Regions from separate parts of the Homo sapiens genome. Here all the other regions are linked to region 4. The links are chromatin loops, found by intact Hi-C in ENCODE. Cell type or tissue: GM12878. All regions are shown on one strand. Region 1 has its middle 210 kb from the start of CXCR4. Region 2 has its middle 140 kb from the start of CXCR4. Region 3 has its middle 120 kb from the start of CXCR4. Region 4 has its middle 14 kb from the start of CXCR4. Region 5 has its middle 62 kb from the start of CXCR4. Region 6 holds the start of LOC124906078 (a long non-coding RNA gene). Region 7 overlaps DARS1 (aspartyl-tRNA synthetase 1).

Region 1 (4,000 bases), 200 kb after region 4:
ACACCTTTAACCAGAAAATATTCCCTCTGGGTCCTTTTCCTTTACATTCCATGAGTTGGAGAAGGGAAGGAATTAGTGTAGTAGTTGAATGAATGGCTGAATGAAATGATACAGTTGATAGTGTAAGACTCTACAAGCAGCAAAAGTCTTGACTATAAAAGATACTTCCTTAAAACTGAGAAGAAGATATTCATTTTTGTCCCCCACTCCCCGGATTTTCATCTCTTAGCCATTCTCCGCATTCCTCCAAAATGTGTCCTGTTTGGCAGGATCTCATGCTCTACTTTCTTGTTCTACATTTTCTGGAGTCTAAGCCTACCTTCTCTTCTCTCATTCTTCATTCCTCTATCCACCCATCTATCCTGTCATCTACCCATCCAACCGTCCATTTGTGAGAAATAAAATTTAAAAGCTGTTGGAACCCAAAAAACACTTTGAGAGATGTGAGTGTGATTTGAGTCACATAGAGTTGCTATTTTTGTTTCTCAGATTATAGATTAACTATTTTTCTTATTTTTCTTGTTCTCTATCATGGCTAGAGGCAATTAAATGACCTCAAGGACAAAAACCTCCTGCCTTCTAAATTAATGACCATTGTTACAGACTAACTTCCCCTGTGTTGTGTTGCTTTGCTTAGACCAGATGACAGACAGCCCATGACTATTACACCCTCTGTAAAAGGTGACAAATGCACCCTTTACAAAAAGAAACTGCCTATAACCAATCAAGTTGCTGTAACTATGTGACAACTTTATGAAAAATGCTGTAATCCTGCTAAAAACTCCTCTGTCTCTGTCTATATAAATGAAACCTTAACTTCTGTATTTTAAACTCTGACTCCATTTCTTTGGAATTGGTGTTTCCGGGTAGGCCATCCTCAAACTGCACTTGAATAAACTCTTTGAAAGTTGGGGTTCCGGCTGGGCATGGTGGCTCAAGCCTGTAATCCCAGCATTTTGGGAGGCTCAGGCAGGTGGATCACCTGAGGTCAGCCTGACCAACATAGCGAATCTCCGTTTCTACTAAAAATACAAAAAATTAGCCAGGCGTGGTGGCAGGTGCCTATGATCCCAGCTACTCGGGAGGCTGAGGCAGGAGAATCACCTGAACCTGGGAAGCGGAGGTTGCAGTGAGCCGAGATCAAGCCATTGCACTCCATCCTGGGTGACAAGAGCGAAACTCCTTCTCAAAAACAAACAAACAAACAAACAAACAAACAAACAAAAAACAGAGAAAGTTTGGATTCCAACAGCTTTTAAATTTTGTTTTTCACAAATGGGTGGTTCTGACTCTTTAGATTATTTTATAATATTTTATTATAGGTTGACACATCCATCCATCCTCCCATCCATCTATCCATCCATCCATCCAACCAAACATTCAGGTAAACTAATGTAAACCAGAGTGTTATTGGCTTTAAAAATCATAACATTACATTGTTCCCAGTTGAGAGAATTTCTGGCATAATAACAGACTAAAGGGGTAGATATTGAGGGAGAACACAGAGTGGGTTTAACTATCTTATGTTCTCTACTTAATCAATAGCTGGTTAACTTAAATCTGTTATGCCAGGATAAAAACAAATTTGAAGATGGTTCTGCTCAGTCCACAGTCACTTCTGCCTAGTTGCTATCATTATAGAATGTGAAATAAACTGCAGCTGTGGCCACAAAGTCCCTTTTGCTGAGGCTGGGAGGGCCCAGGTTGCAGCAGATGCGGAGGCCTCTGCCAGGCACCTGCCCTGGTCTTGCTGCTGACCTCCTTGCAGGGTTTCGGTGGTGGGGCTCCTCCTGTGGTCAGGTCACTGGGATTTCGAATACGATCTGTCCTGTCATCACTTTCACTTTGATTAGCTTCATTCTGAAGAACTTTCGACAGCATTCGCAAACATGGGTCGGCATGAGAAAACCAGTTCCTCTGTATAGGACTGATTTAATCTCTTTGTATAGAGGCTGATCTTGGGAAAAAATACACTCCTGTTTACGTCAAACATACAGGACGCGTCAGCCCACAGCCACTCTCAATGCTTCCTGGGTTTTCTTGGTGGGGGCCCCTCTGCATCGCTGGGACAGTGAGTGAAGAGATTGGCCCTGATGTGTCAGTCCCTGCTGGGCTTGGTGCTGTTGTCTCTGGGTGTAATCAAACAATCTGTATCTTAGTGGGACATCCTGCTTGCTCTGTGTGACTCAGAGCTCTCAGGCAGCTGGTTGAAGCTTTGTTTATAGTAGTGCCACCCACTCACTCCACACCCCCGACTCCCTATAAACTACTCCACAGGTGGCCAGACTTTTGGTGCAAATAAAAGTTTGTCAACTGTTGCACCCTTTCTCCTGTCTTTTTTTTTTTTTAACTTATCTAAACAAAATTAAGCTGTGGGGAGTTCATTAATAAAAGGTTTCTTTTACAACATTATTGGCACTCTGCAAGGCGCTTTGGAGGAGAGTGGGAAGATCAATATTACCTAGAGTAAAATAGCAGGGCAGATATTACTCAAGGGAAATCGGTTCTTAATAAGAGAGAGAATATGGATTTCTATCCGGGCAGTCAGTTTGAATATGATGAAACAGTGTGTTAGAGTCGGCGGTCTAGTAATTATCTGAGAAGTCTTAGAGACTATAAATGTGTGTGTGTGTTATAAAAGAACAAACCAAAAAACCTCTCAGCCAAAGCTTTTCAGAAATAAAAAGCAAGTATTTCCACAGATGACCAGACACCAAAAAATTAGAACAATGTGAATCCATTAAATGACAAAAGTGCAGAGCATCACACAGAAATGGTGTGATGACTTCCTGCGTTTGCCTCTGGGAGGGAGGCAGAGAACAGGGAGAAAATGCAGGCTTCTAGATGGGACCGCTAATGAGAAGCCATTCCTCTTCTTTAAGCCTGGGTCTTTTACTTGTCTCTTGGACGCTTCGTGAACATGTGAAAACGGGCAGAAAGCGCAGTGGAATGGTACTGAGAGCACACCAATTTAATGGGGTGCAGGTTACTCTCCATCCTTGTCATGTGAGCCAATTAACCTTCCGGCTGTTGAAATGCAACTGGCAGTTAATTGGGCCATTGTTGAGAACAGTGCAGAGGCCTTAGTACCATTTGCAAATTGCTGAGATAGGAATCTCTGGATGGCTCCTGGGATGAGGGCAAACCAGTTCAGCTGCAGCTATGGTGGAACCTTGGCTCTTAGGCCCAAGGAGTTTCCAGGTGACCCCTGGAAGTCCCAGTGCATTGCAGTCTTAGCACATTGCTCGAGAAGGTGAGGGAGAAGAAGAGAGAAATGAAAGAAAATTTCCAGATGAAGAAAAGACAGGAAAGACAGAGGAAGAAAGGAGGGAGGGAGATTGAATAAAAGAAAGAGGGAGAAGGTGAAGAAGGAAAGAGAGAGAGAGAATATATATAACGCTTTTAGGTGTTACCTTTGATCAGGGCGATTGACCAAGGTCAGCTTTCTTCAACGTGTATTCAGAGGAGGGCTCATGTCCTATAAGGTATTCATTGGTGTTTTACGGGGGAAATTTTTAAAAAGTGGGGCAGGGAAATCCACTGGTCCCACCCATTTGGGAAGTGTTTGGTTCAGCAGGTTTCTCTGGTGTAGCTCCTCTCAGAGCCTTTCGTAAACTGGAGTGCATTATGGAGCTCCAAGATGGGGCCATAGTATACAATTTCTCCTTACATTATTTTATTGAGATATTGTTTATTCAAGGACAAGCAGTCTGAGAAATGGAGTTTTTGAAATAATGATCCAGGCCTTTCCTGCAACACTGAGCTGTTTCTTTCCTTTTCTTTTTTAACCATGCAACAAAACCTTTATTAGCATTTTGAACAGGTTCAGCTATTACTGAAACTTGTAATTTCTAAACTTAAGTTGGGGCAAATGGCTATACGGCAGAGTAATGCCATCACTGGGCACTGCGAATGCAAGACTGGAGAATTAACAGCCACCCCTCAGGTGCAGGACCAGGTGCAGGGTTGACTCTTTCTGGATGTTGTAGTCAGAAAGAGT
Region 2 (4,000 bases), 120 kb after region 4:
CTCCACCTCCCTCCCCCCACTCCAAAATCACCTACCAGGTAAGGTCTGGAGTTAGTTCAATTTTAGGCTAATCTCTCTGTCTCTTTCTTTTTTTTCTTTGAGACAGGGTCTCGCTCTGTCACACAGGCTAGAACATAGTGGCATGACCATAGCTCCATGTAACCTTGAACTCCTGGACTCAAGTCGTCCTCCCACTTCAGCCTGCTGAGTAGCTGGGACTACAGGCATGCACCACCATGCTCAGCTAATTTTTACATTTTTTAGTAGAGACAGGGTGTCATCACGTTGCTCAGGCTGGTCTCAAACTCCTGACCTCAAGAGATCCTCCTGCCTTGGCTTCCCAAAGTGCTGAGATTACAGACATGAGCTGCTGTGCCTGGCCTCTTTTATCTGAAATATTTTGGAAAGAGAAGACTCGAGATCTCTGGGACAGGGGAAGAACCTGCAGCTACAGGTTCTTTCTCAGTGTGATCTTAATGAGGTAGGGAGATGGAGTGATGTTGCGGTGACTGTAAGCTTGAATGCTTGATGGTCCTTGTCTTGCCTGTTCTCTGGTTATAGGTTCAGTTTTGTAGATCACTGGTTCTCAAACTTTACTGCATACAAGGTCCCCTGGGAGCTTTATACAATGGGGGAAAGTCCCAAGTACACCTTAAACTAATTGAGCCAGAATCTTCAGGAGTGTATCCTTGGCACCTGCACTTTTTAAAACTCCCCAGGTGATTCGAAACAAGCCAAGTTTGAGAACCAGTGCTATGCCTTGAAACATCAGGGAGGTGTTCTTAGGGCCTTGTGAAAAAGCAAACACCAAAGGTTTCATTATGTTAATATAACTTAAGAACTTAAAAAACTCAAGGGCTTGCTATTGGCCAAACACTGTGCCAAATGTTTTCTGTGGATTATCTAATGAAAACAACAAGTTGAGGTAGGTTATTTATTTCATAGAAGAGGAAACTGACCTTCAAATAAGTTAAGGAACTTGCTCAAGGTGATGCAGCAGAAATGTGATTTGACAGGGCCCTCACTTCAGAGGCTGCATCTGACATTGATGATATTTACTACGGTGGAAAATTACTTTTTCTGTTTGACACACACGTGCACACACACACACGTGTACACACACACAACTTAGGAATGTTTGTAATAATGTATTTCTAAAAAAGATCTTGCCCACCCATTTTTTTTTCAGTAGATTACCAGAAATGTGAATTATCAGGGCACTACAATTCTTGAGTTTGCTAATTATTAGCTTTTCACTGAGTATCATATTGAAGCAAGTGCAGCATCAGCATCTCCTGTTTGGATACAAAGGGTCAGTGATGAGAGCACTCACTAATTTTAAGAGACTTGGAAAGTTGATGAAATTTCTGATTTTTAAAGACAGTGTAATGATGTAATGGAAAGGATGGATGAGATCAGGTTTTCTTAGTTCTTCCACTTATGAGCTAGATAATTTTGAGCAAGTCACTTCCCCTTTCTGGGCTTCAGTTTCCTCATCTGAAAAATAAGGAAACCGAATCAAGGGTTTGTTAAAAGGCCTTTCACTCTAGATATGATCCAAAAGATAAATATTATCATGGCAGCCTTAGTATATCTGACTCTGAAGTCTCAGCACCTGTTGTCATTGACCCGTTTATTCGTGCCTGAGTAGCATATTTATAGGACTGACTTCCTCAAGCTTATGGTTAGTGATGTAACAGGGAACCAGTCTCCATTACACGATGGGCAAATCACTCAAGTAGCAACAGACGGTCCAGGAATGATTGGAAAAGGCACACTTTATTTTGTGATGAAAAATTTGTAGGTGGATTTTTAATTTCATATGGATGAAAGTGGAAATTCACAAAGTATATCCAAAGAAAGTCAACCTCGTGGCAGATTTCTGGATCCAGACTGGCAGTGTGGGGCCTGTCACTGCCACAGCGTGGAGAGGCTTGCAGCCAGGTGGAGCTCGTGGGTGAGGCCAGCTGTCTGTCAGAGGCTGGCTTTCACCCTCACGCATCTCAAGACCTGACTCAGGAGCTCTGCCTTGAGGTAAACATGGTCCTAGCTGATTGACAATCCTGCTAACTTACAGTGAGGGATCTTCCTTCTTTTGGAAAGGAAGGTTTACAACTGCTGTCAGGGAAGAAGCCTCTGCCCCAGTGCAGGGACGGTGGATTGGAAGTGAAAAGGTGGCCAGGTGAGCACAGGGTCAGGACAAAGGCCAGAGAACAACCCTGGAGTTCCTCAGACTGTGTTGTGGATATTGACTGCCCAGTGACTTTTCCCACTGAGCACCCCAGTTCCCTTTTAGGGATCTTTCTCTCTCCCATCATGTTCAGGCTTTGGGAGATTGGTTGGTGCAATATGTACCCTCCTCTGTTAAAGGTTGAAGGCTCCTCCTAACAGAGCCTTCCTCTGAGAAGTAGGCATGTGACCTCAGCTTAACCCATCATACTCTCTCCCAGAACTTTGTGTCTTGAATGCTGGAAGTATGGTTGGAGTTTATTTATGCTGGGGAGAGCACCCAGGTGAAGCTGAGCAATAGCTTCTGTGACAAAGACCTTCAGGTTTTCATCTATTCTGAACCTGGTTTCCAGTCCCTGTATTGATCCTCTGTGGTTTTCCATACTACTCCATCCAACAGAGCATCCCCCTACCCGCTATTCCCAACTGTTTTCTTGAAATAGTCCAGAGTCAGTTGCTGAGTTTGCAGCCATAAACCTTGGCAGATGCAGGTCTCGGTTAGACCCTCACAGAGGGTACGCTCCCCTACTGCTGTGGCTTCTGTCCACCCAGTTGTCTCTCTTTCCCCTGGAAGTCATGGGTAAACACAGCCAACCTCTGATCCTGCGTTTTCACTTTTTCTGTGTGCTCACTCTCTGTTTCTACAGAACTTCTCCAGGCCGTATACAAAACAGCTGATTTGTTCTCCATTGGTTAAATCCAATTTCATTTCAATCCTGTCACCTTGAAACGAATCTGAGTTGTTCCCAAATTCTTTGGGCACACACTCACAGAAACTCTTTTAGGCTATGGTTTTCTTTCATTTAGTATAATAGCTAACTTCAGCCATTGTGCATGAGTTTTGCCAACCTAAATCTTCAAGAGCAACTAACTGCATTTCCAAGTTCTTGGAAGTCACCTCACTTCTATTCCTCATGTACCACTTAGATGTTTAAATCAATCTTGAAACGATTAATAGCCCTTTGGAAATTCTGTCTTCTATGATTCCCAACTGTGGGTAGCCTCCTTTCCTCAAGCTTGTGTTTTAACTCTTTATTATACTCTATCACCAGAATGACAAGGTGCTCTAGGGGATGCGAAAACATAAGAGGCAGGTTTCTTGCCTTTAAGAGTTGTAAATCTATTGGAGAGTTGAGATTTGTTCACATAAAATAATTATAGAAAACCTATGTCTTTGCCTTTGAGAAGCTCAATGGCTTATGACAATGGTTTTCAAACTGTTTCAAAGTCCTAGTTGTGTGACACCCACAAGGGGATATCTAGGAGGTGGGGAGGTGAGGAGGGAACCCACCTGCTGTTCTTCTGCAGAATTTCCTTGAAACACAGCTCCAGGACTAATAAGGGTTTGAGAACCACAGGATCCAATCTTTTGCTGGTGTACAAGCTCTTTCCTGACCTCCCCTCTGACTACAGATCCAGACCCATGTCCTGCTGCCTGAAGCTCCAGGGGCCTCCTGGCTGTACTGGGGCCTCCATGCTCCCCTGCCCTTCTACATGCAGCTGTCTCTGCTTTGTGTGCATCACATACCAACCATACCAAACCATGACTATAAACTCCTCGAAGGCACATATTGATTGAATTAAGGGCTGAATTTTGCAGTGCCATCTGTAAGAGTTATCAGAACTTAGAGATGAGGAAGATAATTACTGACTGGGGTGGTCTGGAAAGACTTCCTAAAAAAAGTCAGACTGTATTAGGCCTTTGGGAAATGTGGCATTCAGATTCATAGAAAGGAAGAAGGAAAATGTCTCAGGCATGGAAAGCATTGCT
Region 3 (4,000 bases), 110 kb after region 4:
GAGGTGCTTGCTTTCCTCTGGGGCTGCTAACTTGGTAGGGTATAAAGTTGGAGCTGCTGGTAGATTATCTACATGAATAAATAAGAAGAGCTTGCCCAGAGAATAAAGTAAAACCAAGAGGCAGAGGGAGAGAGACATGTTCCTGAAGACAGTGTTTGAGCACCTGGGTACCTGAATGTGGATCGTTTAAAAAATTACACAAGCCAAATTAATAAGCTTTTTTGTCTGAACCATTTTGAGCTGGTGTTTTTGTCACTTACAGCCTAAATAATTTTGGATAATAAAAAGTTCATCAAAAAGGTGTACAATTAAATTTAGGAACTTTGAGGTTGCAGTGCTGTGATCCCACCACTGCACTCCAGCCTGGGTGACAGAGCAAGACACAGTCTCAAAAAAATTTTTTTAAAGGAACTTGTATTTTCCTGAGGACTGTGCCTTCACATATTGTCTGTGGTACTAGCAGTCTACCACCTACCCAGGGACCACAGAAATCTTGGGTGGCAGAAACGGGCAGTACTTTTACATCTCCGATACCTGTGGCTTTTGGCCACCTCGATTTTAGAGAAGAGAGTCATAGGTAATGTTTAGTTGAAGAACTTTCCTCAACCAATATTTTCCAGATAACTTATATTTTTCTTACTTGTTTTCTGTAATATTGAAAAAGTGTCCAGGCAAATACTGACCCTCTGGGCTATATAGAAAAGGTATAGAAATCATTCACTGGAATGTAAAGTTGAGTGTATTCTGAGCTTTAATGGATCTGAAACATTTCAGGAGAATATCACGAAGTTCTGGAATCATCATTTCAGCATAGGACCTTAGAGTCCTGTTCTGGTTGAACCTCTTTATCCCAGAGGAGAAAAGATTCAGAGAGACAAAGAAGTTTCGCTTAAGGCTCATGGTGAATATAGTTGCAGACAATCAGTACAAATGAAGAGGAGAGAGGGTCCTGCTGAATACCTCATAAAGACCAGAAACTAGACCCTTTGCTTACTGTATTATAACTCTTTGAACAGATTCCCAGCTGAAACCATCAGAAGAGATGATTGGACTCACTGCTGAAACATCCAGCAGTGTGGCCTAGCTTCAGGTAAAGATGGATCCAGGAGTTTGGAATCAAATCCTAAAGACAAAGTCTCTTTTTTTTCTCTGTGTTAATTGTGCTGCTTTCCTTTGTGTTGGTTTTAATTCCCCAGCAGGTTCTGTCCACATGGTAGCTTCTGGCAGCTGTTAAGATTTTGTGCTACCAGATTAGTAATTCCAGTTGATGAACAGCTTATATTTCCCAATAGTTCCAGCAGAATCTCAGGAGTCATGTTTGTGGGCTCCAAAAGGGTAACTCCTGAATCAGTCAGTATGACCAGGGGTTTGCTGTCAGCATCATGGGCCAACTCAAATCAGCTGAGTGGAGACTGAGAGTAGGGGAGGGGTGGGCAAGGTGAACATGCTGTTACCTGGAGGAGGAATCATTGCCAGAAACACTAGAGGGCCACTACTCTTACGATGGGCAAGGAGGAGGTGGGGTGGGGGAGGGCCAGAGATTTTCTTTCAGGAGCTAAATCCCAGGGCTTAGTAATGGTATTTGGCCTTAAGCCTGCAAATGGCACTTTCATCCAGCAATATAAGCCCTGAAGTTTTTCTCAGCTGCAGAGAAGAGGTTTCCAGGAGGGTGTCAGTTTGGCCCTTGCTGGTGGCCTGGCCTCTGCTAAACATCTCGGCCGTGCTCCTCCATTTTCTGGCCGTGATAAGGCACCCCGCCAAGCATATCTCAGACAAATATCTGTATTGTTTGTGGTGTGATTGTGACTTCCTGTCTTCCAATTTAGTTTTCTGCCTTACTTTTCACTGTCTGGGTCATTTGATACTACATCTGGCACTTCCTGTTTTTTAAGACTCTGACTCTAGTCATCTGACTGTAGAAAACAGAGGTCAACTTCTTCATAAGTGATGCCAGCTTTAGTCACTTGTTTTGGTATACTAGTTGAGATTTGCGTAAGGAAAATTGTCAGGTGTCTGCTGGTTTTCTTAGCCTCAGACACTTCCCTATTTATAAGTTTTTGTTTTTCAGACATTGGGACTTTCTCCCCCTTGTGTGGATGTGGTGGGAGTGGGTGATCTCTGCCCTGTCCCTACAAATAATTCAACGGTGGTTCTCTCTCTCTTAAGGAGAACTACCAGTCCCGTAGATGCAGCTCTAGAATGAGGGTGCTTTGGGCATAACAGGCTCAGCCATCCTTCTGGTGTCTCGCCCTGTCTCCTTTCCCATCCTTGGGTTCACTTCTCTCCCTTTTTCTCTTCACTTCAAAAGTGGTTAGCTCCAGTTAAATACCTGGAGTTGGGACAGCAGAAAAGCTGCTAAATGCAGATTTGCTTTTTCTCACTAAAGAAAGAGGAACATTTTAGTCACTAATTTTCACTTCATTTAACCTTTCTTTCCACAGAATGGCCTGACTTTTGCTGGAAGGGGACAAAGCCCTAAGACATTTATATCCATGAGTAGAACATTTATGATATCACTTACACAGCTTCCTGGCCTGAGCTTTTCCAGACTTAGCTTATATTTTAGTCAAAGTAGAGGGATGGATTTAAGGAATTGTCTAAGATAAGTGAGAAGAGAGGACATTTGTCCTACCTAAAGGCAATGGCAGCTTGTGGGTGTGGCGGGGGGAATCTATAAAAAACATCGAAACAGGCTGGGCATGGTAGCTCACGCCTGTAATCTGAGCACTTTGGGAGGCCAAGGTGGGCGGATCACCTGAGGTCAGGATTTTAAGACCAGCTTGGCCAACATGGTGAAACCCCATCTCTACTATACAAAAATTGGCCAGGCATGGTGGTGGGTGCCTGTAATCCCAGCTACTCGGGAGGCTGAGACAGGAGAATGGCGTGAACCCCGGAGGCAGAGGTTGCAGTGAGCTGAGATCGCTCCACTGCACTCCAGCCTGGGCGACAGAGCGAGACTCTGTCTCAAAAAAAAAAAAAAAGAAACAAACACTTGAGGCTTGACATTCTGCTCCTTCTCCATGTGAGGTCTTCACTGAGCAAAAGCAATGGTTAGCTGTGGCAGCTGTGAAGAATCAGAGCATGGCTGTGGGTATGTTCCACCAGCATCTCCAAGGCTGTAGCTGGACTTCACAAAGGCTCAGTTTCCAGATGAGCTGCCTCTGACTGCCCTACTTCCCAGGGGCATGGGAGGTGAAGGCCAAATCTCCTCTCCTCTTCTCTCCTACTTTCACCTCAAGCAGTGGGACCACTGGAGCTGTGGAAATGTCTAGGCCTCCAGTGTTTCTGCCAATAGGGTCACAAGAGCAAGGAAAATCTCTTGTCTCTGAATTCTCCCTTCACTTGTCTTACCTGGGTGATGATGGAGGGGCATGTTGGAAGTCTGTCTGGCTAATTGTGTAAGAGTGTGTGTGTGTGTGCACGTGCACACACATACATGTGAGACACACATGCTCAGCAACATCCCAGCTCAGGCCTTCATATTCCTCAGTTAGAACTACAGAATTAAGTGCTTACCTTACCCATTGAAAGAGAGGCAATACTGCTCAGTGTCATGACTTAAAACAAGGGAAAAACCAACCAAATCCCAAACCAAACAAAAACTCCCTTGTTTTGTTGTAATGCTTTAAATGACCTCATTTCTTCTCCAAAGCCACCTCATGAGGTTGGAAGGACAGGCATCATGGATGGATGGGAGGTTTTAGATGGGGAGAGGGAAGGAACCCACCTGTCAGTGGGCTTCCACATCCAGCGTCAGTTTAGAAGGCCTGCATTTCATTTTTAGTTGACAAAAGAAACCAAACTGGCCAGGCGCGGTGGCTCACACCTGTAATCCCAGCACTTTGGGAGGCTGAGGTGGGTGGATCATGAGGTCAGGAGATTGAGACCATCCTGGCTAACACGGTAAAACCCTGTCTCTACTAAAAATACAAAAAAAAAAAAAATTAGTCAGGCTTGGTGGCGGGCACCTGTAGTCCCAGCTACTCAGGAGGCTGAG
Region 4 (4,000 bases):
AAAGAAATCAGTATGTGGGTATCAGTTAGTGCTGGGGACTTTTTTCTATGGGAAGAAAGGCAGAAGGAAAGAAGCAAGTGTCACAAGAAGCTTAAATACGAGTTCAAATCAACATCTGTGATGTAATAATAGTTCCAATACAATCATGTGTAACTTTTATGGTTAAAGATGAATTACACAGAAAATAAGGAGTTGATAGTGTCCCCCATCAGACCAATAGTATCAGAATGAGCAGGGTTGGGGCTCAGTAGTTCAGATGAGAAACAAGTTGTTCCAACCCAATGTGCCCTGGGAAAGTTTTGCAGGAGAGATGGACTCTGAAGCTGAGCTTTACGGCAGTCCACATTACCACTACAGCACCCACTTCCTGGTTGGGCACATTGTTGGAATGTCATACCAAGGCACCCGAAGTTTAAATAATTTCAGGACTCCTTAACTGCAAATATAATTTTTAGCAGAACATTGAAAATAACTTGCTCTAGACTTATGCCTTTATCTGTAAATTTTATCACAGTCGTTCTTAAGGAAAATAGGCACCCTTTGCTTCCAGACCTTTGGTCCCTTATAACTGTTGCTTTGCCAAGTGTCCTGGTCTACTTTTGAGTGTCCAACTTTGGTTCTTAGAGTGCAGTTCCAAGCTGGCCCTAAATATAACTTGTTATTATATGTAGGTTCTCAGAGTGTGGCTCCATTCTTCACATCTTAGCTGAAATTCCAGGCTTCCTTCACCTCCTCCTTCTTTCTCACATCAGTGAGTCATCATATGCTGGTTCTCCAAGATCTCTTCTATCCATTAGCAGCCTTGCAATTCCCACCACTGTGTGGCTAGCCCAGACTTTTAAAACTTTCCACCTGAGCTATCCAAATAGATTTCCGCCTGGTCTTTACACCTCAGCTTTCTCCTTCTCATCCATTTGTTTGTTTTCAGACCCATTTTCTCTTTCCTTCTTGGCCTCAGATTATGTTTCTGGCCCTTCGGTTACTTACCAGTGGCTCATCTCAAACATGCTCTTCCACAGTTGGGTTTTTGGGTGATTTACTGGAAAGGGGAATGTGGGGGGTAAGGTGAGCTCATCACTGACCTTTGACTCTGTCAGGTGGTGCAGGCTGGTTCTCAATCTGTGAGCAGTGGACCCCAAGGGAAGTTATTGTGAAGGGTCTAAATACCCCCAAGTGCCAAATCTTCCTGTAGATTGAATATATAATGTGCTACAATTTTTGAAATGCATGTGGATGCTATTGTGATTCATAAAATATGGAATTGGTTTGGAAGTGTCTTGAATTCATAGGAGTTTTGTGTGTGTGTGTGTGTGTGTGTGTGTGTGTGTGTGTGTGTGTGTGTTTAAGAATGTTGTTTGGGCCGGGCACGGTGGCTCATGCTTGTAATCCCAGCACTCTGGGGGGCTGAGGTGGGTGGATCACCTGAGGTCAGGAGTTTGAGACCAGCCTGGCCAACATGGTGAAACGCCATCTCTACTAAAAATACAAAAAATAGCTGGGTGTGGTGGCAGGCGCCTGTAATCCCAGTTACCCAGTAGGCCGAGGCACGAGATTCGCTTGAACCTGGGACACGGAGGTTGCAGTGAATCAAGATTGCACTACTGCATTCCAGCCTGGGTGAGAGAGTAAGACCCTGTCTCAAAAAAAAAAAAAAGAAAAAAAAAAGCCAAAAACGAATGTTGTTCGTCAACAGACATTACCACACTACCAGCACGATTGGCTTTCATCTGGTGGTTCATGAAACTTTGTGGTTGTTAAAAGTGATCTTCATGTTCCGCAGAGGAAAGGCAGCCCTAAAGGGAATACAGTTTTTGTCTGGTGCCCAGAGCCTATCTACCCCTACTTGGGCTGCCAGAGAGTGGAGCTTGGGACACGACCAGTGTGGAATAGGATGGAAAAAATATTTCTCTGTACACTGATCACCACACTGCTTGCAGCAGGGAGCTATCAACCGAGAACCAACTACATAAGGGGGTTGTTATTTGTGGAGGAGCTTTCAGGTCCTCTAAACCTACCTCCCACTCTCGGCAGGAATCCCTTATAGAACCTCCCTGTGGGATGAACGTTAGCTTGGCCCTGATCCCTGCATTAACAGGTAGCGCTGTTTACTATAAAGTAAATTCAGATTCCAGGACCTCCACCTTGGTTGTTTCTGATTTGGCAGGGTTGGGGCGGGGCTTTGAGCATTCGCCTTTTCAAATAATGCTCGAGGTGATTCTGATGTCAGCCAGAGTTGAGAGAGAAGATTGTTATGAAAGGACACAAATACCTCATCACGGTGCTTTTTGTTTGTGAAGTGCTCACTAAGGCGTGAACAGCGTCATGGTGGGGCTCCTGCAGGCTTTATATTTATACCCCGTTTCTTATTTCTCACACCCACTCTGGTAGATAGATCCCTATTTCAAAAATGAGTGAATTAGGGTTCAGGGAAGTGAAACCTGTGTGCCGGCTGGGGACTGACAGTTGGAACCCCAATGTACAAATGAAACCAGGGAACAGTGGGTGTGACGAGCACTTGAGGAGCGACAGAGAGTTATGACCTCGAACCCACAAGTGAGACTGCAAACACAAGTAGGTGGGAGCCCAGCGGCAGGAGACTGACACTGCTGGAATCAGGGAGGGGGCAGTGCTGTTTAAGAGCTTCTGACACACTCAGTTCCTCCCTTCATCCTAAGAGACCTGGGCTCACTAGCAGAGGGGCTTTGGCAAGTTACTTGATGGATTAGGGCCTCAGTTTCTTCATCTGTGAAGTGGAGATAATAATAGTGCCTGCCTCCTGCTGCAAGTCTAGTCATCAGTATCATCAACATTGGTGGTACACCTGCTGGGTACCAGTCCTGGGGTGGGCGTGCTCCTCTCTAGAAGATAAAAGCCCATATAGAGACTATGGTGGAAGGAGCAGGACAAGAGAATCAGAAGCTCACCTCATTCTTAATGTGAAGAGACATTAAGATCAGGAAAGCCAGATGCTTGATGTTCTCTCTCATACCCATAGCAGATGGGTGCCTCACTGGGTTCCCCCAGAAGCTGATGGTGAGCAGGGGGGTGGCAGCCACTTTTATTTTCTCTTTTCTTTTCTTGTCTTCTTTTCTTTTCTTGGATCTTACTCTGTCACCCAGGCTAGAGTGCAGTAGTGTGAGTATGGCTTATTGCAGCCTTTAACTCCTGGGCTCAAGCAACCCTCCTGTCTCATCCTCCTAAGTAGGTGGGACTACAGGTGTGTGCCACCATGCCCAGCTAATTTTTGTTGTAGAGATGGGGTCTCACTCTATTGCCCAGGCTGGTCTTGAACTCCTGGCCTCAAGCAATCCTCCTGCCTCAGTCTCCCAAAGTGCTGTGATTGCAGGTGTGAGCCACTGCACTCAGCCAGCAGCCACCCATTTCTTACAGCTGCTCCAGTGTGAGGGGGTAACAAAAGGCTGCTTTCAAGGCAGCAGCCCAGCCCCCATGTTTCCTGCCTGGTCCCTGAGGAGTGCACAAGTGATCAGGAGAGATTCTTCTTTTGGTCACAGGGATCTTAATGATCACTGGGACTTGGGCTGTTTAAGATGTCACTTAGAAGTTCAAATCTACTTCCAGATGGCTTCCAAGCGAGGGATGGCCTCTACAGTGAGGCCAATCATGTGGTATATTCTTACCTAAGTGGGCCTTGCTGCCCTGCACAATGGCATCTCGGCCCATGGGCCAGCCTCGTAAGGTCTTTAAACCTATGACCACCAGGTGATCTTCTCTGGGGAGCAGCAGAACTTCCATGAGTCTGTCCAGGGATCTTATTTAGAGATGAGTCATACTTTTCTACGCTGTCAGCTCTAGGTTGAAGTAGAATGTACCAGCAACAGACTAGGATGACCTCGCAGCTAGCTGTCCATAGGAATACACCTCTTCTTTCTTCCAACCTCTCAGTTTCCTGGCGTTTCCTCTAAGTTAATGTCTTGCTAGAATGGTTTGAGTTGACATTAACTGTCTGCTATGTTTTATGCAGCACATGGCCACCTACCAA
Region 5 (4,000 bases), 76 kb before region 4:
CTTATGAACCTCAAGCTTGTAAGTAATAGCTATCTTTTGTAAATAAGTTCTAGCTGTGTGCTAAGTACTTTATGACACCTGAGAGAAACTCAACTCATGATGATGACAGGGATGGTGAAAGTTGCTACATTAATTGAGTGCCTACTGTGTGCCAACAAGTGATTATATCCAGCATTATTTCTAACTGTTTCAATGTTAATATGAAGAAAGCATTATTAGCTTCATTTAACAGATAAAGAAATTGAGACTACTGAGACTCAGCAACGCTGGGGAGTAACACTGGCATTTGAACTCAGGTCTGCCAGACCTCTTCCACCATGCTAGGCTGAAAGGCTTTTCTGCTGATGGCTTTTGCAAAAATCATTCATGTACACTAGGAGGCCTAGGTGTGCAAAGCTATAAGATAAGCCATCTGAATGAAAGCTCCATTTTAGTAAAAAAGAAAACACTAGAAGAAGGGGGACATGAATAATAATAGCAAACACTTGTAAAGTCCCCCTTTGTATGAGATACTGCTCTAAGTGCTTTGTGACTACGAACACATTTAAAGTTGATGACAACTTTATGGGATAGGTGCTTTCATGGTTACCCTGGGCTTCCAGATTAAGAAACAGAGACAAAGAGAGGTTATGCAGCTTGCTCAAGGTCACCCAGCTAGTAAGTGGTAGAGCTGGGATTTGATCTCAGTAAATTTGGCTCCAGAGTCCATGTTATTAACCCCCTCACTCTGCTACCTTTGTCTTATGCTTAATTCCTATTATCAGGTAGGAATCTAATGGCAGGTCCTGCTGAGCCACCTGTAAACCAGCACAAGAAGGCATTTGAAGATCCCTTACATGTCCATATTATTTCTTGCTTGGAGTGGAAGGAAGGAGTATTGCCCCGCCTGTGGCTGGAAGAAGGCTGAGTAGCCATACAGTTCCAAAGCAACACCGTCTTCCTCTTCTGGGTGGGTTGGGTAGGGCACCATGATGATAACCTCTCTTTCTACATCCAGTCCCCTCCACATGCTCCCCTCCATAGCCTTAAAACAGGAAATAACCAGCACCCCAGTGATTTTTGTGGTGGTGGTTACTAGGTATACATAAGTATAAGATATTATCTCTAACCTTTAGGCGTTCATTGGCCAGTCACTGAAAGAAAGGAAAAAAAGAAAAAGAAAAAAGGAAAGAAAGGAAGAGAAAAATAGAAGGAAAGAAAGAAAGGAGAGAAGGAAAGAAGAAAGGAAGAAAGGGAGAAAAGAAGAAAAGAAGAAAGAAAGGCCAGGCACAGTGGTTCATGCCTATAATCTCAACACTTTGGGAGGCTGAAGTGGGAAGATCACTTGAGTCCAGGAGTTCGAGACCAGCTGAGGCAACATAGGAAGATCACAGAGTCTCTATAAAAAATATTTAAAAATTAGCTGGGTATGGTGGCACACATAGTAGTCCCAGCTACTTGGGAGGCTGAGGCAAGAGGATTGCTTAAGCCTAGGAGGTCAAGGCTGCAGTAAGCCATGATTGTACCACTGCATTCCAGCCTGAGTGACAGAGTACAACCCCATCTCAAAAAAAAAAAAAAAAGAAAAAAAAAAAATAGAAGAAGAAGGAAGGAAATGAAATAATTACACAGCATTAAGGCCAATGTGATGAAGAACCAATGTGGGCTATAATTGCCCAGGAGGGCTTCCCTGGAGATGTGGGGTTAATCTGAGCCATGAAGAATGATTATGGGTTGGCCAGGCCAGTTGGGGAGGGAAGGATGGCCAGAGGTAGAATGAAAGGGAGAGGACAGAGAGGCGCCATGGCTGAAGGGACACCATCCTTCCTTCCTCTCCCGCTGCATCCATATGACTTGTGTCCTGCTGCTGCTGAGTGCCAGTGGGTAAATACCTTCTCTAGAGCCCCAGCCCCTCCTTCGGCTCAAAAAGGTGAGTAACTAACATACTTCTTTGTGAAAAATGGGCGATCTAGACCTTATGAAACATTAATTTTCTAGTGTGTTCTCTATGAAGAAATGAAAACTCTGTATTTGAAGAAAGTCAAGGAAGTAGCTACAATACAGCCAAGCATTAACACAATGCCTGGATGGTTAGAAGTCTCAGGCTATTTAAAGACCCAGTAATTAACATAGTGCAATAACATAAAATAGGAAGGGCTACAGTTTACTCTGCACACAAGAACTCTTGGCAGCCACATGATTCCTTCACAAAAATACAATGACCAGTAAGTTCTGCAGATGAGTTTTCTCATCTATAAAATGGGTATAGTAACTGTATCCACCTCACTAGGTTGTTGTAAAGATTAAATGAGTTAATATACACAAAGTGCTTAGACCAACCCCTGCTGACTTATACACTGAGAAATGTTCTTAGGACAAGATGCTAGTTAGCTACAGAAGTGACACAGACCACATGTGAAGTGTGTGTTGTAAGTGGTAAATTTCAGAAATGGGTCCCAGAGGGGCAGATTCTTTTCCGAGGCATAACGGGTGATATGTAGGAGAAGACATGCTAAAGCTCCATTTCTTTTCGGTTGTAAAATGAGTCACCTTTTCTAAGAAGTGTTACATAAACCAGGTTTGGTTCATTTGAGCACGGTGTGGTATATAAGAAATAGAATTTGCTTTATTTTAAACCGTTTTTTTTTAACCAATTGGTAGTTGTTTAACAAAGCTTTTTAATATTTGATGTGAAGCAAAAACCAATGAAAGTCTATAAAAAATAATCCCAATATGATGACTCAGTAGCTCTCATTCTATTTGAAAGTGATCTGCACTTGGCAGGGGGTGGTGGGGGGAATGAAATCAGAAGGATTACAAGGGAGCTTCAATTAGATCTGTAACATCTTATTTTTTAAAATAAAAGAGAGCAAAAAGGCATAATACTAACATTTATTTAATCTGGGCACTATTAGATTATTTCCTTTGCTATTCTGCATGTTTGAAAAATTTTATTTTTCATCTAAAGAAATGTAGCCTTCAGCTCATTTTCCTCTCACCATATAGCTAACTTTACACTATATTCCTGCTCCCTACCCCCACTTTGGTTCCACAGATCTCTTCATCCCTTCTAGAAACAGTAGAATGTTTTGCATCTGTCTCTTTGGGGATTTCCACTTCAGCCTGACCAGTTTCGGTAAATGCTAACTCCATTTTTCCTTTCATCTCAGCCAGCACACTTTGTAGCGACTATTCACAGGTCTTCTGAGGGTGATATATCTGCGCCCCAGTGTCACAGCAGACACAAAATCTAGTAAAAATGAAATTTCAAGGGTGGCCTTGATCAGTATGAGTGTCAACACTAGGGACAGCAGTGGATAAGTGTGGGTAGAAGCATTGAGGGAGTGAGACAAAGGTGGAGATGAGGAAAATGTCACAAAAGGGCAGAGGCTGACAGTGGGGGCACTTGGCAGCCAGTTTCAGGTCTACCCCTGTTGCCTCGGAGATGGGAAGGCAAGTAGGAGGCAATGTGTTGATTGTATAAGAGCTTGTCAGATGACTTGTTAGCCCAGCTGGCCATCTACCTGATGCTGACTTGGGTCAACATGCAACTAGAACTTGGTTTCTGTAGAGGAATAAGGTCCCCTGAGTTGCAAGACTGTAGGAATAGCTCTACCGTGCTGGCAAATCTGTAACTAGCAATGAGTCCAGTGGGTCCTACCAAATGCTTATCGACTAATTAGATGACTGATTTAGTCTGTTTTGTACAGCTACAAAAGAAATACCACAGATTGGGTGATTCATAATGAATAGATATTTATTGGCTTTTGGTTCTAGGGGCTGAAAATTCCATTATTGAGGGGCTGGCATCCGGTAAGGGCCTTCTTGCTGCATTATCCATGGTGAAAGGGCAAAGAGAGGGAGGCAGTGAGGGAGGGAAGGATAGAGAGAGAAAGAAAGAGGAAGATGTGCAAAATAGAGCTGAACTTCTCCTTTTATAAGGAACCTACTCCCATGACAATGGCACTAATTCATTCAGGAGGGCAGAGCCCTCATGGCCTAATCCCCTCTTAAAGCACCC
Region 6 (4,000 bases), 200 kb before region 4:
GAAATAGACTAATTTTGAACCAACGAATCCATTTGTATTTGGGAAAAGTACTTAAACAATGATTCTCAAGAGGGAAGACTAACATTTACTCCTAGGACAACCTTCACCTGTACCTAAGAGTGAGGTGAAATAAAGGGGACAATTCTGATCTAAAGGGAACTCTCCTGAATAGATTCTGAGAAAACCCTCCTAACAACCTGCTAACCTATGAGGATGAAGCTAATTTGCCGTGCCAATCTGGAATATGAGTTATGTGAGTGCTATGTATGAAAAGGGTGCCAAAGACATTTTAATTCACTTTTCTAGGAATGAAAATTGCTTTAACCTTCTTGGGGGCTGGAAGGTGAAGTATTTTTAATCAGGGCACCTGCCTGTAAAGTTCAGAGAGAAAACCATTCATATACGAGAAAAAAGTCAGGCTACACTAGAACCTGACGGAGGATATATCTTAGAACGTTTGTATTATAGAAGAAGAATGGCAATTTTGCCTTTTATTTCCAAATTCTTTAGCCCTTGACTTTGCTGAGAGTCTATGAAAGAGCTAGTTGGGGACTAAATTAGATAGTAGTTTATTTTTTATTTGTTGAGACAGGATCTTGCTCTGTTGCCCAGACTGGAGTGCAGTGGTACAAACATAGCTCACTGCAGACTCAACCTCCTGGGCTCAAGCAATCCTCCTGCTTCAGCCTCCTGAGTAGCTGGGACCACAGATGCATGCCATCATACTTGGCTAATTTTTAAATTTTTTAAGGAGACAGGGGTCTTGCCATGTTGCCCAGGCTGGTTTTAAACTCGTGTGCTCAAGCATTCTTCCCACCTCAGGCTCCCAAAGTGTTGGGATTACAGGTGTGAGACACTGCACCAAACCAAGACAGTAGTTTAGAAGGAAACGAAGGTGCTTAAAAACTTAAAGTTACTAATGTACACAACATCTCCCAAAATGTAAAGTCAAAGTAAGAGTTAAGCATGTGAACGCTTGCAAGGGCCAAATAACATGAATGAATGAAATGAATGATATTTGCTGGGTGGTGCAGGGCAAAGCAAAAGACAGTGTAAGAATCCTGTATATGTCCTATCTAGCATGCTAGCTCATGTTCCAGATTCTCCTCTTTTTAAGAAGTGCCATCCAGATTTTAATGTGAAAACCCATTTTTCAATGGTGGCAATGAATTTAAACAAAACAATACAACCCAAAACCCAAAAACTCCTCAGGTCAAATTCTAGAGGCACAAACCAATAATAACTTGTGTGAACAACTAGCAAGGGCAAATAAATAAAGAATGATGTCTCACTCCTGTGGCCAACATACATGAAAAACCTGAGGTTTCTAGGTAGTATCAAGAGGACTTTGGATTACTGCTTGCTTTTCATATACAAATTAAAATGGAAAAGGTAGAAGACAAAAAGCAAATAATTAGGAATAACATGAGTATATAATAAGGGTAGACTCACATGATGGTAGAATAGCCAAGAAGAACTCTTAAGGTGACAAAAAATTTGAGCTTGAGTAGAATATTTAAGTAAAAAAGGAAGATGTGGTCAAAATATTAAGAAAGATGCAATGGTTTTACTACAACAATGATGAAACCACTAAACTCTCTTTCACTTGCAACCAAACCAGAAAGGGAAACAGAAGACCCATGAGACTACTGCATAAACCACCAGAGCCAACTGCTTCTATATTTTTAATTTGGTGCTCCAATCAAATTCAAAGGATTGAAGCATTAATTACTCATCTCCACCTGGTTGATCTCAAATGTGCATGTAATTTTTTTCATAACTTTGTAGTGATATTAAAGGTTATGTTTCTACTTGCTGAATAACTTGTCTAAAAAAGATATCACCTGGAAGCAAGATCATTTACTGGCTTCAAATTCATTTGTCATTTTAAAACAAAGAAAGTCAATATCCTGTTAACTAGTATTTAACCGCTCCTGTTGCCTGCAATTCTTTTTAGGGGAAGGGTCAGTCAGAAAAGGAAATTGTTTCCTGTATTATCATACTTACAGTCAGGCAAATACCATTTAGCTTTATAAGCCTGAGACAGGTATGGTATCCCTGCCCCTCTCTAATGCGGCATAATTGCTTCACTTAATAAATAAATGAGGCATACCCTAAGATCAATGACTCTGTTGTCTAATCTTGTATCCTGGTTAACAGTAGCTCTTCCTTCCTAAAAAAAAAAAAAAAGAAAAGAAAAAAATAAATTTTACTAATATTTTGAAGAGCACAAAAAATACTTTTAGAAGCCATGTTTACTTTTAATTGAGTAGGATGTGTGTACGTTAATATTATGCCCGAAAATCAGATAATGGTAGAAACACAAAGTGCGGCCAGAGAGAAGTTAGCGTTAAAAGAGAGATGGAAAGAAGACAAAGAATGAACAGATATTAATGGTTCTTTCCCTCCTCCACCCCTCAAAGCCTTGCCTCATTATTGGGATATAAGAAAAATTAACCACCCACTTCTTCATTGATTCCTGGATTTAACCTGCTAGCCCAAGGTTGAAGGAACAGATAAAAGCTGACATAGAGTAGTGGTTCTGAAAATGTGGTCTGGGGAGCAGTGAAGGTCCCTGAGACTTTCCAGAAGTTGATGAAGTCAAACTTACTTTTTCATAATAATACTTTTTGTTTTTCACTCTTCATGAGTATACTGAGCAGTCTGCTAAAGATTCTATGATGTGTATTATCACAATAGAATGAATGCAGAGGCAATATGAGAATCTAGTTGTCTATTAAGCCAGAAATCACAAAGAATTGTGGTTATATAAACAGAATGTCATCCGAAGGATGAGGGAGCTGAGTGGTTAAGGCAATGGACTGCTAAATACAATGTCACTCTTAACAATAATTATTTTTTGCTTTGGACAACTGTAATTTTTTCATAAAATGTTATTAGCTTCATTATTTACATAATACTACATATGCAAACATGTATGCAATGTATATATAATTTTTAATAAAGTAATAAATATTTAAAAATGTTTTAATTCCCAATACTGTAAATATTGATATATATACCAATAAAAACAAAAGCTTGTAGGGTTCTTAATTATTTTTAATAATGTAAAAGGCAACTCGATACCAAAAGGTTTGAGAATTGCTGATTTTAAGAGTAAGTTTAAATAACAATGGAGCTCAAAATCAATTCACAGACACCCTTAGTACATCAGGTTTTCAATGTTTTGCAAACTAAATATACAGCGGAAGCATAATATTTCATAAGTATAATTTTTACCTCTTCTCCTTCTGCCTCAGGCCGAACAGCATCATCCAGCTGCAGGGGCAGACGGGGTTCAGCCAAACTGATCACATAAATCTGTAAGTGAGAGATTACCAAAAATAGTAGAAAGCACACAAAATCTGCATCTTTTTCTTAAAAAACAATCTACAGTTGACTTAAGCATGAAGCAATGTTTGCATACATCTTTAATTGAAACTACTTGCTGAAATCAAACAAGATGATACAGGTTTTTTCACCTTGATGATTTGTTTAAAATGGGGATAATAATATTTTTTGCCTACCTCTATGGTTGTTAGAACAGTCAAATAAGGTAACATATATAAAAATTATTTGTAAATTTTAAGATGCCTACCAATGTAATAAGTAATGACTGGGGTGTAGGCACTGGCTTACGGTCTAGCTATGTCAAAAAAGCTATGGTTAGGGGTTGGTGCTGTGGCTGACACCTATAATCTCAGCACTTAGGGAGGCTGTGGTGGGTTAATCACTTGAACCCAGGAGTTCGAGACCAGGCTAAGCAACATGGTGAAACCCCGTCTCTACAAAAAACACAAAAATTAGCCAGGCATGGTGGCACGTGCCTAAAATCCCAGCTACTTGGGTGGCTGAGGCACAAGGATCACTTGAACCTGGGAGGCAGAGGTTGCAGTGAGCCAAGATCGCACCACTGCACTCCAGCCTGGGTGACAGTGAGACCCTGTCTCAAAAAAACAAAAACAGAAACAAAAACAAACATAAACACAAAAAAGCTATT
Region 7 (4,000 bases), 220 kb before region 4:
TAGCTATTACATAAGAGGGAGAGAGGAACCTCATTCATCTTGAAGTCTCATGAGACAGCAGGGGTACACAGGGAAGACCATTTCTAAATAATTTTCAAATAACTTGGAGGTCATTTCCAACTAATCCGACATAGGTATCACTTTTAGAGACACCTCAGAACAACTTCGTAAAAATATTAAATACTGAGTTAATCAGATCATCTGGGAGAAAGGCAGGCTGTCTGAATATTTCTCAATTTTCTAAGAAAAAAATTTTTTTAATGTTGTCCTTCTTCGGTTTTTATTTATTCCAGAATCATACCATTCTAGGAAGCTCAGACCCCTCTGCAATTGTTTTTAGTCCCAAGAGACATTTCAGAATTAGAAAAAGAAATCCAGCATATAAAGAGTCCTACCTTTTCCTTTACCAAATGACCCAACAGCTTTTCATTTGGTGTGCTGAAAAAGAAACGTGAAATCAGTGTTTGAAGATCAAATGGCAACTTAAAAACATTAATAAGGAACTTCTTCTATTTGAGTTTCTCAAGGGATTACAAAATTTGGCCAGAACACGCAGTTGTCTATTCTGCTCTTTTCTTAAAAGGCAAGTACTACTGAAAATCACTTATGAGTATACCTTGGTACAGTGACTCAGTGCTTAGTAGATGCTGCTCAAATATTTAATTAAAGCAATAAACAGAATATAGCAATTCATTGATTCAGAAATATCATGGATGAAGTAATTTCCTACAATTACACATAATAAAAGTTCGCTATACTAATATGGGCTAGTCTTGCCATGAAATAATCTTCCCTTTTTGGTACTCTTTATCAATGGTTTATGAAATAAAAATTAGTATTATCCAAGGTTTTAAAAGTGTTTATATAAACACGTTACATTTCTATGGCCAAGAGGTAGCTACTTCAGCTTCTATCTTATGTAAAAACAATTTCTAAAATACTTAAAAAAATACTACCTAAGCTTATAGGATTTTCATCTTGCCTTAAAATGTCATCTAGCAATGTAGGCAATATTTAAAGCCATATATATATATTTTTTTTTGTTAAACAAAAATAAAGGGTTTTGGGTGAATTGTTTTTTGAGAAACCCTAAAAAGTGACAATAATCATTTCCTTTCCCTCCTAAATACACATGTATTGTGATGGTTTAAAGGAATCATTCAAGGAAGTCTTGAATAAAATATAAGTAGATAGAAATTACCTTTACATGTTTTGTTTATTTATTTTTTACAGACAGGCTTTCACTCTGTCACCCAGGCTGGAGTACAGTGGCATGATCATGGGTTACTACAGCCTTGATACTCCTGGGCACAAGTGATCCAATTGCCTCAGCCTCTGGAGTAGTTGGGACTACAGGTGTGTGCCACCATGTTCAGCTAAATTTTAAATTTTTTTGTACAGACAGCATCTCTCTGTGTTGTCCAGGCTGGTCCCGAAATCCTGGCTCATATGATCCTCCTACCTTGGCTTCTCAAAGTACTGGGATTACAGGCATGAGCCACCATGCCCAGCCTCAATCTTTATTAAACTACATAATTTGTTTCAAAATTATAAGTCGTATGATCTAAATTTAGATAATACTATACTAAATACTATATATAATATAGTATGTATGACACTATATAAACAATATTGACTTTTATAACTTTTGGATGTTAACAGTTTATACCCCGATCCTGTGTGGGGATGGATTTAGACTGCTGTCTACCTTCTCTAATACCACTAATCTGGAAAGAGAAGTAACATATTAGAAGATAAAATCACAGGCAAAACTCTCTATACTCTTTAAAGAGTTACAAACATGAGGGGAAAATAATGGAAAATGGTGTTTATAAACAAAATTATGAAAACTTAGGCAAACTATAGTAAACACTTTTATTTCAGATCACACATTATATAAAAGAGCATCATACTGTATACCAAAGTTAATAAAATGTAAGTGTATCAGGTGAAAAAAATCATTTATTAATATTTTCATTTTTTCTTATCTTAAACCAAATTACCAAGGTTTTAAAAATCACAAAGACAACTTGGAGGACGGGTCAATAGGTGCAGCAAACCACCATGGCACATGTATACCTATGTAACAAACCTGCACGTTCTGCACATGGATCCTGGAACTTAAAGTAAAAAAAAAGCCACAAAGACAAACCTCAGATCGTCTTCATCTCCCATTTCGACTCCAGCTTCCCTAAGCATAGCCAATGCTTCACAATATTCTAGTCTTAGAGTTGGCTCCAAAAATTTGAATGGCTCACATGGGAACTGTTTATTCACTGTTTGAATTTCAGTCTGAAACCTATTTGCAGAATGATTTAGTTAATAAAATGTATGAGATAAATGTTTCCCCCACAAGAGGTCACTGTGGCAATATACAAAAATCAATCTTTGAATCAGTATATACACCAGGAAAAGCATTATCAAATTATTAAAGAATGAAATTTAAATACTTAAAATATTTAACACCATTTTTCAATCTCGTTTTTGTAACCACAGTAACATCAAAGGATTAAAAATTTTCTTTATAATTCATATCAGTTAATATGGTTAGAAATATAAAATGCCCATTTTATGAAGCATTACAAAAATCTGACTTTTTAATCCTTTAACAATTCTTGTTATCACTGAGGAAGACCAAATTAATGAGTATTTGTCTTATCTTCCCCCATCAGTATTACACTGTATGTTCAGGGGAGTGCCAGTTTCTTTCCCATTTTGATAATCTCTATAGTACAATGCCTACCCTATATATATAGAAGGTACAGGACAATGTTTACTGCACTGAGCTGAATTTCTGCTATGGAAGATGATATTTTATTGAGATTTAAAAGGTCTATTTTTGACCGGGTGCAGTGGCTCACACCTGTAATCCCAGCACTTTGGGAGGAGGATCACTTGAGGTCGGGAGTTTAAGACCAGTCTGGCCAACATGGTGAAACCCCATCTCTACTAAAACTACAAAAATTATTTGGGTGTGGTCGGGAGGCTGAGGCAGGAGAATTGTTTGGGCCTGAGAGGTGAAGGCTGCAGCGAGCCAAGATCGGCCATTGCCCTCCAGCCTGGGCGACAGAGCAAGACTCGTCTCAAAAAAAAGAAAAAGAAAAAGAAAAAAATGTCTATTTTTGCTGGAGTATTTATGTATTAAATGATGGCTGGGATTTGCTTCAAAATAATAGTGAATGAGGGAAATGGGTAAACACAATTGGCCACAGGTTGACAAGGACTGAAACTGGTTGATGAGTTCATGGGGGCTCATTAGACTATTGCACATCCTTTTGTATGTGTTTGAAATTTTTCCATAATTAACAGACTTGAAAAAAGTATGTTTATATTCTATATACAGAAAAAAGTATGTTTGTATTTTATATATAGAATTCTTTACCTAGAATTTACATTCTATTTTTATTTTTTTTAATTTCTGAGACAGGGTCCCACTCTGTTGCTCAGGCTGGAGCGCAGTGGTGCAATCTTGGCTCACCACAACCTCGGCCTTCTGGGCTTAATCGATCCTCCCACCTGAAGCCTCCTGAGTAGCTGGGACTACAGGTATGTGCCACTATGACCGGCTAATTTTTTGTTACTTTTTGCAGAGATGGGATTTCACCATGTTGCCCAGGCTGGTCTTGAACTCCTAGGCTCAAGCAATCTGCCCGTCTCGGCCTCCCAAAGTGTTAGGATTACAGATGTGCACCATGCCCGGCCTAGAATTTATATTCTCGAAATTAAAACACTATCATTTCTTGATTGGTCTTACAGGCTTTCGTGGGAATAATAAAGCTTAGCCATTGATTTATTAAAATCTTGATGTAAGAAGGGTTAAAAAGACCCCATAATTGATTTTTTTAAATTTGTTTTTTATTTTTTTAGACGGAGTCTTGCTCTGTTGCCCAGGCTGGAGTGCAGTGGAGCTGTCTCGGCTCTCTGCAACCTCTGCCTGCTGGGTTCAAGCAATTCTCCTGCCTCAGCCTCCCAAGTAGCTGGGACTACAAGCGTGTGCCAC

Evidence for each region. A loop is a pair of places that touch in the nucleus more often than their neighbours do. Peaks named below come from ENCODE experiments on the same cell type or tissue, not always from the same donor. Only the 100,000 strongest peaks of a DNase experiment are listed, where the experiment ranks them.
Region 1: a loop joins it to region 4, with 5 times the contacts of the local background. A loop is called at or near these places in 10 of 110 quality-filtered maps.
Region 2: a loop joins it to region 4, with 2.8 times the contacts of the local background. A loop is called at or near these places in 5 of 110 quality-filtered maps.
Region 3: a loop joins it to region 4, with 2.5 times the contacts of the local background. A loop is called at or near these places in 14 of 110 quality-filtered maps.
Region 5: a loop joins it to region 4, with 6 times the contacts of the local background. A loop is called at or near these places in 4 of 110 quality-filtered maps.
Region 6: it touches region 4 in a loop (2.8-fold over the local background); 3 of 110 quality-filtered maps call a loop at or near these places.
Region 7: a loop joins it to region 4, with 4 times the contacts of the local background. A loop is called at or near these places in 9 of 110 quality-filtered maps.

The regions. Positions count from the first base shown.
Region 1 is chr2:136,325,513-136,329,512 of GRCh38, forward strand. It overlaps the pseudogene UBBP1. Among named protein-coding and RNA genes, the nearest start is that of CXCR4, 210 kb to the left of the region's middle. RefSeq lists an enhancer at 1,806-1,935. In GM12878, no CTCF peak of the experiment used is centred here; DNase peaks (open chromatin) are centred at 614 and 1,819; H3K4me3 peaks cover 817 bases.
Region 2 is chr2:136,254,317-136,258,316 of GRCh38, forward strand. No RefSeq gene overlaps it. Among named protein-coding and RNA genes, the nearest start is that of CXCR4, 140 kb to the left of the region's middle. In GM12878, a CTCF peak has its summit at 1,932; a DNase peak (open chromatin) is centred at 587.
Region 3 is chr2:136,237,070-136,241,069 of GRCh38, forward strand. No RefSeq gene overlaps it. Among named protein-coding and RNA genes, the nearest start is that of CXCR4, 120 kb to the left of the region's middle. RefSeq lists an enhancer at 2,100-2,169. In GM12878, no CTCF peak of the experiment used is centred here; a DNase peak (open chromatin) is centred at 1,972; H3K27ac peaks cover 321 bases.
Region 4 is chr2:136,129,966-136,133,965 of GRCh38, forward strand. No RefSeq gene overlaps it. Among named protein-coding and RNA genes, the nearest start is that of CXCR4, 14 kb to the left of the region's middle. In GM12878, no CTCF peak of the experiment used is centred here; a DNase peak (open chromatin) is centred at 2,406; H3K4me3 peaks cover 990 bases; H3K27ac peaks cover 359 bases.
Region 5 is chr2:136,054,028-136,058,027 of GRCh38, forward strand. No RefSeq gene overlaps it. Among named protein-coding and RNA genes, the nearest start is that of CXCR4, 62 kb to the right of the region's middle. In GM12878, no CTCF peak of the experiment used is centred here; DNase peaks (open chromatin) are centred at 2,434, 3,174 and 3,543; H3K4me3 peaks cover 833 bases; H3K27ac peaks cover 1,972 bases.
Region 6 is chr2:135,930,670-135,934,669 of GRCh38, forward strand. DARS1 (aspartyl-tRNA synthetase 1) reads right to left here. Exons shown (of 16, transcript NM_001349.4): 6 at 3,241-3,321; 7 at 2,114-2,173. It overlaps LOC124906078 (a long non-coding RNA gene), which reads right to left and starts at 2,109. Exons shown (of 2, transcript XR_007087246.1): 1 at 1-2,109. In GM12878, no CTCF peak of the experiment used is centred here; a DNase peak (open chromatin) is centred at 1,638.
Region 7 is chr2:135,914,074-135,918,073 of GRCh38, forward strand. DARS1 (aspartyl-tRNA synthetase 1) reads right to left here. Exons shown (of 16, transcript NM_001349.4): 11 at 2,153-2,299; 12 at 396-438. Among named protein-coding and RNA genes, the nearest start is that of MCM6, 40 kb to the left of the region's middle. In GM12878, a CTCF peak has its summit at 2,355 (motif pointing right); a DNase peak (open chromatin) is centred at 2,340.